Regions from separate parts of the Homo sapiens genome. Here region 2 is linked to region 1. Evidence: chromatin contacts called from ENCODE Hi-C or POLR2A ChIA-PET data. All regions are on one chromosome and are shown on one strand. Each heading gives the region's core, a stretch centred on a gene start or an enhancer-like site at or near the end of the contact. The rest is flanking DNA. Distances are from core to core; before and after follow the strand shown. Region 1 holds the start of MUS81 (MUS81 structure-specific endonuclease subunit). Region 2 holds the start of PELI3 (pellino E3 ubiquitin protein ligase family member 3).

Evidence for each region. A loop is a pair of places that touch in the nucleus more often than their neighbours do. ChIA-PET counts read pairs that join two places held with the same protein, here RNA polymerase II (POLR2A). Pooled maps may share reads with other maps.
Region 2: a pooled map shows a loop between it and region 1 (10-fold over the local background). The contact joins the promoter of PELI3 here to the promoter of MUS81 in region 1. A Hi-C loop is called at or near these places in 7 of 50 pooled maps. POLR2A ChIA-PET finds 5 or more read pairs at or near these places in 2 of 52 experiments (BJ and activated CD4-positive, alpha-beta T cell).

The regions. Positions count from the first base shown.
Region 1 is chr11:65,858,659-65,862,018 of GRCh38, forward strand. MUS81 (MUS81 structure-specific endonuclease subunit) reads left to right here and starts at 1,775. Exons shown (of 16, transcript NM_025128.5): 1 at 1,775-2,230; 2 at 2,315-2,444; 3 at 2,692-2,777; 4 at 3,289-3,360. The coding sequence starts at 2,096. RefSeq lists enhancers at 8-77, 638-727, 1,248-1,297, 1,428-1,517, 1,798-2,337 and 1 more and silencers at 898-977, 2,028-2,187, 2,358-2,447.
Region 2 is chr11:66,465,042-66,468,401 of GRCh38, forward strand. It overlaps PELI3 (pellino E3 ubiquitin protein ligase family member 3), which reads left to right and starts at 1,864. Exons shown (of 8, transcript NM_145065.3): 1 at 1,864-1,986; 2 at 3,087-3,239. The coding sequence starts at 3,088. RefSeq lists enhancers at 1-330, 331-830 and silencers at 1,782-1,991, 2,002-2,351.

The DNA.
Region 1 (3,360 bases), core at 525-3,024:
GGCGTCGTCAGTCGGATAAACACTAGTACTCTGCATGTGTAAAGCCACTCTCGTCTCCTGAAAAAAGGCCATGTCCAACGTCAGTAAAACAAGAATAGGAGGAAAAGGCACAGGGGAAAGGTACAAGGAAATCTCTGAGAGCTTTGTTCTTGTTTAAAGATGTTTGGCAAAGTCATGAGGCGTTAAAGGGTAAAGACGAGGGTTTGTGCATTCAATTCAAGGCTTCTTTACATGCCTTTACGTGCCAATGAGAAGAAATAGATATTAAACCAGACTTGAACCCAGCTCTCGAGTTGATAGCCAGGTACATGGTTATTCTAACATCCGCAAAACTGAGACAAGTTCTGTGGTAGTATATGCCTTAAAAAAAAAAAGAAACGAGCGGGGGACTCCGGGATGATTTTGTTGTTCTAGAACAGTGACCACAGCCTCACACTCTGCAGGAAAAGACTGGGTCGCAAACAAGTCAGAGGCAAACCCAGAAAGGGAACTGGGGGCCCTAATCCTATAAACGGAATTAAGGGTGTAAACGGAGAGCGATGCCTGGGAGTGGGGTACCTTGCAGAGCATACCGGGGGTTGTAGTCGGGGACATTCCACAGCACCGCCCCCGCCCGGACTCCCGGCGCTCCAGGTGGAGACAGCAGCTTGACCCCGCCTCCCGCGAGCGACCCTACATGAATATGAGGCTAGCGCCCCCTTTTCTGAGCCTTAGAGTTTCCAAGAGCAACGGGGAGAGAGAGGGGGGCTTCGCAGTTACCCTGGAGACGCGCTCTCGCCCGCCCCCAGCCGCGGGATGCCCTAGATGTCCTTATTAGGACAAGAGACTCGAGGGGGCGGGGCCAGCCCGACAGCCGGCTTGAGGCTCCTTATAAGGCCGCGGCGGGCGGGAGGCGGGAGCCGGAGCCCATTGGTCCAATTTAGCTTGGCTGGGGCTACTGCGCCGTGGGCTAGGCACAGTCCTGAGGGGCGGGACTGGAGCTCTGGCGCCCACCTCTCCCTTCCTCGCAGGCTGGAGACCTGCGTGTTGCGACTTCCGGCATAGCAGCTAGAGGCCGGGTGCTGCTTCAAACCCTGGCGGGTCGCCTGTGTCCAACTCAGCTATACGTGTCTTTCAGGCTTCTCAGGTTGAAGCCCTTTGTAGGGTTTCCATCTTCAACCTCCCTGAGGGTCTCCCACTTCCGATTAGCCACAAAAATGACGAAGTGTTCTCCCCTCTACCTGTGTCTGGGCTTCTTAACCCGCAGCCTGCTCCTCCGCTCCCAAACCCAACCGCGTGCCCATCTCAGGCCTCCCCAACTGCCAGGATGCCCAAGCACCTCTTACTTACAGTCCTCCTTCCTCTAGGCCTCTGACCCCCGACATTCCGAGTTCTATTTTGGGCCTTCTCGGCACGTCCCCGACTTCCTCTCCACCACACACTCTTTGCCCTGTATCCCGGGGATGAGGATCACCATTTCCTCCAAGGGTCCTGCAGCTCCTCCTGCCTTACCTTTGTGTCCTCATCCCCGGCACCCATTTCTGGGTGTCCCTCCCACCAATACGTTTGCACCCGTTTGTCTCCTAGCCCCCGCCTCTCCTGGACTCTTTTCAAGACCAGTCTCCATCTCCAGCCTCCTTCAAGCTTGAGGCTGAAGCTGACAATCTTAAGAGACCTTAGAGCCGCCAAGCTCAGGTTAGTCCGTTAAGCGCCGCCCAGCCAGTCCTCCCCGTCACAGGGGGCGCTGTCCGCCTTCCTCTCGCCTACACAAAGACCCCGCTCTCGAATCTGGGGTGACAGGAAGGAGCCGGTCCAGGCTCCGGGGGCTGGGAAAGGGCGCGTCTCAAAGGCTGGCTGGAGTGGAGCCAAGGGAAAAGATCGTTAGAGACAGCGCCCCTGACCAACCACTTAGAGCAGCGCAGGGGTGGGAGGGCGGCCGCAGGCTCTCCTCTCGTTAGTGCCCCCTGTGTTTGGGGCCCCGTGATCTCAACGGTCCTGCCCTCGGTCTCCCTCTTCCCCCGCCCCGCCCTGGGCCAGGTGTTCGAATCCCGACTCCAGAACTGGCGGCGTCCCAGTCCCGCGGGCGTGGAGCGCCGGAGGACCCGCCCTCGGGCTCATGGCGGCCCCGGTCCGCCTGGGCCGGAAGCGCCCGCTGCCTGCCTGTCCCAACCCGCTCTTCGTTCGCTGGCTGACCGAGTGGCGGGACGAGGCGACCCGCAGCAGGCGCCGCACGCGCTTCGTATTTCAGAAGGTGGGTCCTGGCGTGGCCCGATGGGAAAAGCTGCTGGCCAGGTCAGGCCTGCCCTGACCAGGTACCCTACCCCTGCCCGGCCAGGCGCTGCGTTCCCTCCGACGGTACCCACTGCCGCTGCGCAGCGGGAAGGAAGCTAAGATCCTACAGCACTTCGGAGACGGGCTCTGCCGGATGCTGGACGAGCGGCTGCAGCGGCACCGAACATCGGGCGGTGAGCGCCTCGGAAAGGGGTCGGTGATCCCCCACCTCCCCCAGGTGGAGCCTCCGTACTCTCCTGGGAGCCCTTGGCTTTTAAGCTCCCCACTCCTGTCCCAGTTGCCGTTCGGCCTAGGGCTAGTGGCTGGCGCTCCCTGAGCCTCCCTCACCGGTCTCACGTAACCATCTGAGTAGGTTGCATCCCAGATCCTCGCAGCTGCCGGATTCGTGGAGTGTGGAGTTAACTCTTTTCTCTCCCGCAGGTGACCATGCCCCGGACTCACCATCTGGAGAGAACAGTCCAGCCCCGCAGGGGCGACTTGCGGAAGTCCAGGACTCTTCCATGCCAGTGAGGAAGGGGCAAGGGGAGTGGAAGGCAAAGTGGGAGTGCGGGAGTATGATTTTCTGGCTTGGGGGATTTGGCAAGCCTGAGTCCAAATCTCACCAGTGATGCCTGGCCTTGAGCAAATGACTTATCCTCTTTTCGACTTAGTATTTTAACCTGTGAATAGAAATATTGGTAACAGCCAATGAGAGAATTCCATGATCAAGCTACTTAAGGATCCCAGCTCAGTTAGTTACGGGGTCACCATTATTGAGTTTTCCTGTCTAATTACACCTGTCCTGCAGCGCATGGTAGAAGTGAGGCCAGGCTGGGCAGACACCCCCACCCACTGCCCCGAAACTGCCTGCTGTTTTATCCCAGATTTGCAGCGGATCATCCCATCACCTGGCCCATTTTACAGAGAAGGAAACTGAGAGACAACTGAGTGACTTACCCAGGGCCACAAAGCCTGCTGGGGACTTATTCAAAGATGACTGGCTGGCTTTCATGTTCAGAACTCCTCTGTACCTTTCAGGTTCCTGCCCAGCCCAAAGCGGGAGGCTCTGGCAGCTACTGGCCAGCTCGGCACTCAGGAGCCCGAGTGATA
Region 2 (3,360 bases), core at 614-3,113, 610 kb after region 1:
GCTCCAATCCCAGTACTGCCCCAGGAGAAATCCCTGCCTCCTCCTCCAGTGAGTCTTGGTGATCCCTCTCAGACCTTCCTCCATGCAGTCCAGTGTCAGGTGGAAGCACTGGGGCTCCTGTGAAGCATCAGCTCCACATCTGCCTGGCTTGTGACCTGGGGCAAGTTTCTTCTTCTGCCTGAGCCTCAGCTTCCTGGTGTGTAAATTGGGGATTATAACAGGGATTCAGTATATATTCACTGAGGACCTGCTCTGGCAGGCAATGCATTAAAAGCTGGGGGTACACAAGGGAGTGAGGCTGTCCCAGGGTCCCCGTGCACACCCAGCACAATGGACGCCTCTGGTGGCATCAGTGAGGGCAGCTATCCTGTGTCACAGGGTTTGTGTGACCTGCAGCCAGCAGCCCAGCGGTCTGGTGGTGTCCTGCTTGGTGGAAGTCTCGCAGGGAGATTCTCTGTGACTAACGAGTGTCTTTTCCCCTAAAGGATGTGCCGTCGGCTGCTTTCTTGTTTCATCTAGCCGCTGGGCCCCAGAACAGTTGGCAAAGCAGTTGGTATCTTTGGCTATTTTTAGGTGGAGGAGTTAGCGGGGTGGATATAGTAGGGCCCCAGGGGAGTCTGGTAGATGGGGAACTTCAGGTGCAACAAGTTTGTGGGGGTGGGAGTGGCAGCGGCTCCCTCTCAGGAATGTTTAGGCAAACTAAACATGCATCCTTCATAATGGAAGTCAAAAGCCACCTCCTCTGTGCAGTCTTCCTTGATTTTCTCATTAAACACCCCCACCGCCCCCCACAAGACCAAAGACTTGATCTGGAACTATAATCCAGCCTTTATAGTTCCAGACCAAGAGTACTGAGCAATAGGGACCTTACCTGATGCAGACAAGGTTTCTCTTCTGCACCTCTGAGGCTCCATCCCTAGTCAGAACGACAAGGTACGAAGTTAGGAGTTGAGACTGAAGCCACTCATACAGCTGAGATTCTCTCTTGGCCCGTTTCTAGCAAACTACAACAAGCAAGTCACTTTTGTAAATCTATTTCCTCATCTGTAAAATGGGCAACTATCGTGCCTGCCTCCCAGGATTAAAGTAAAGGGTTTAATTTGCTCAAAGCACAGCGCACAGCGCCTAACGTAGACTGATAGATCTCTCGCAAGCCCCAGGCCCAGAAGGGGCGGTGCTCCCCCAAAACTCTCTTTCCTTTGCAGCACAGCGGGGGGTGTGTGCATCCTGGCGGAGGGGAGGGGACTGAGGGGAGGGGAATGGGGGGTGCCCGAGCTGGGCTGGAAGACAGGTCTGCGACTCTGGTCAACTGCAGCTGCTTTCCCCGGCCTCCACCGCTGCCGCACACCCCCTTTGCCTTTAGCATTTTCCTCCTCTCCTCTAATTGCGTGGCGTCCCCAGATGGTAGGCGGGGTGTCGGAGCTGGGGGTGCGTAGTCCCGGGCCTAAGGCTAGGGAAGGGGCCTCCAGCGCCGTGTGAGGGCCCTGACCGACAGTGGGGAGGGGCGCCCATGTCTCTGGGAGAACCCCGGAGTCCCCGGAAATGGAGGCGGAGTTTGGGGAGTCTGAAATGGGGGAGGGGTCGTGTAGACTACGGGGGAGTCCTGAGCCGGCTAGGAGGGGCAAGGGAGTCCCTCAGACGGAGTGGAGAGCGGGGCTTCCCTGGTCAGAGGGCGGTACCAGGGGAAGGGCGTGGTCTCCTGCGAAGGGGCGGAGCTCCGCCTACGAAGGCTGAGCATCGCCGCAAGAGGCGGAGTCTGGAGCGAGGCGGAGCTCTCCTAGGGGCGGGGAAAATGGGGCGGGGCCTCCGGACAGGGGGCGGAGCGTGGCTGTTCGCGCTCATCCCCCTCCCCCGGCCCTGGGTGTCCCCGTGACGAGGCAGCGCGGAGCCGCCGCGGGCCGGGCCCATCCCGCCGCAGCGGCCCGGGGCCGAGCAGGGGCTAGGCGGGGAGGGAGCGGCGCCCAGCGGGGCCCGGAGCGTGGCCAGGTGAGGCCGCCGGGGCGGAGGGGGCGGGGGCTGCGCCAGGCGGGCCCCGGCGGGCGCGGGGGGCGTGTTTGCGTGTCTGGGGGTGGTGGAGGGAGTGGGTCCGAGGGCGGGCGCCGGTGGCTGCTGCGCGCCCGCGCGTCCCTGCGGTCGCGGGTGCGGGTGGTCTCTGCGCCGTCCGGGCCCGGGGCGTGCGGGGCCGTGCACGCGCGCGTGTTGTGCGGAGGGGCCGCCGGGTGTGGACCTGCGTAGGTGCTGGGCCGCGGTTCCCGTTCTGCCCGCCCGGGGCGCAGGGCGCGGGCCTGCCCCGGCGCGGTCCCTCTGGCGCGGGGATGTTTTCCAAACGGGCTGCCTGCGGGAGACGGCTGTGCTGCAGCCCGAGCTCGAGGGGGGAGCGCCGCCTCCGCAGGCCTCCTGAGACCCGGGCGGCTGGGGACGCAGACAGACACCTGAGGGAGGGAAGAGCGCGCACCCAGGAGGAGTCTATTGGCCTACCCGCAGGGGGAGGCCGAGATGGGGAGACTGAGGCAGATGGTGAGGCGGAGGCGGGCAGACAGGCAGAGATGGGGAATGGGGGGAGAGAGACGGCAAAAAGGACAGCGGCTGGGAGGACAGAGAGTCATTGAGAAAGCAGATGGACAGACAGAGGCCTAGACCTCAAAGGGGCAAGAAAGATTCAGATGGACAGGTAGATTCAAAGAACCTGTCAGAGAGGCTAAATCAGAGGTCCAGAGGCTAAGAGCTATAAGCAGGAACTGAGTCTGAGATGAGGGGTAACGGCCCCCAACTCATTGGGTGCCCCGCTTTGAAGCACATCCCAGACTGGGATCTTGGCCAAAAAGCAGCCTCTGGCCACCCCAAGTTGGTCCATCTCTTTGGCACCACTGAATATCCTGACTCTCTTCACTGTGCCACCCCTCCCTGGTATCCCAGCAACCTCGGGCAGTTTAGAGGAGGCAGAGGGGAAGTGGTTGCCATAGCAGTAGAGGCGGTGAAAGGTCACCCTTGCCTTAGCCTAGGCGGCCCTGCAGCAGGCTGCAGCTGGAATTGAGCCGGGCTGGGGTGGGAACCTACAAAGCTCTTTTCTCTCCCACTCTGCCCAGAATGGTGCTGGAAGGAAACCCTGAAGTGGGGTCCCCCCGAACCTCAGACCTCCAGCACCGGGGGAACAAGGGCTCTTGCGTTCTCTCCTCTCCCGGTGAAGATGCGCAGCCAGGCGAGGAGCCCATCAAGTATGGTGAACTCATCGTCCTGGGGTGAGCATCCCTGGCCTAGAAGGGGTGAAGCACCAGACACCCACCCAACGCAGCCAGAACAAGGGCCCGACCCCTCCTCCCCCCACATAGGGCCTTCAGCTGTTTGTCCCTCCTCACCTTC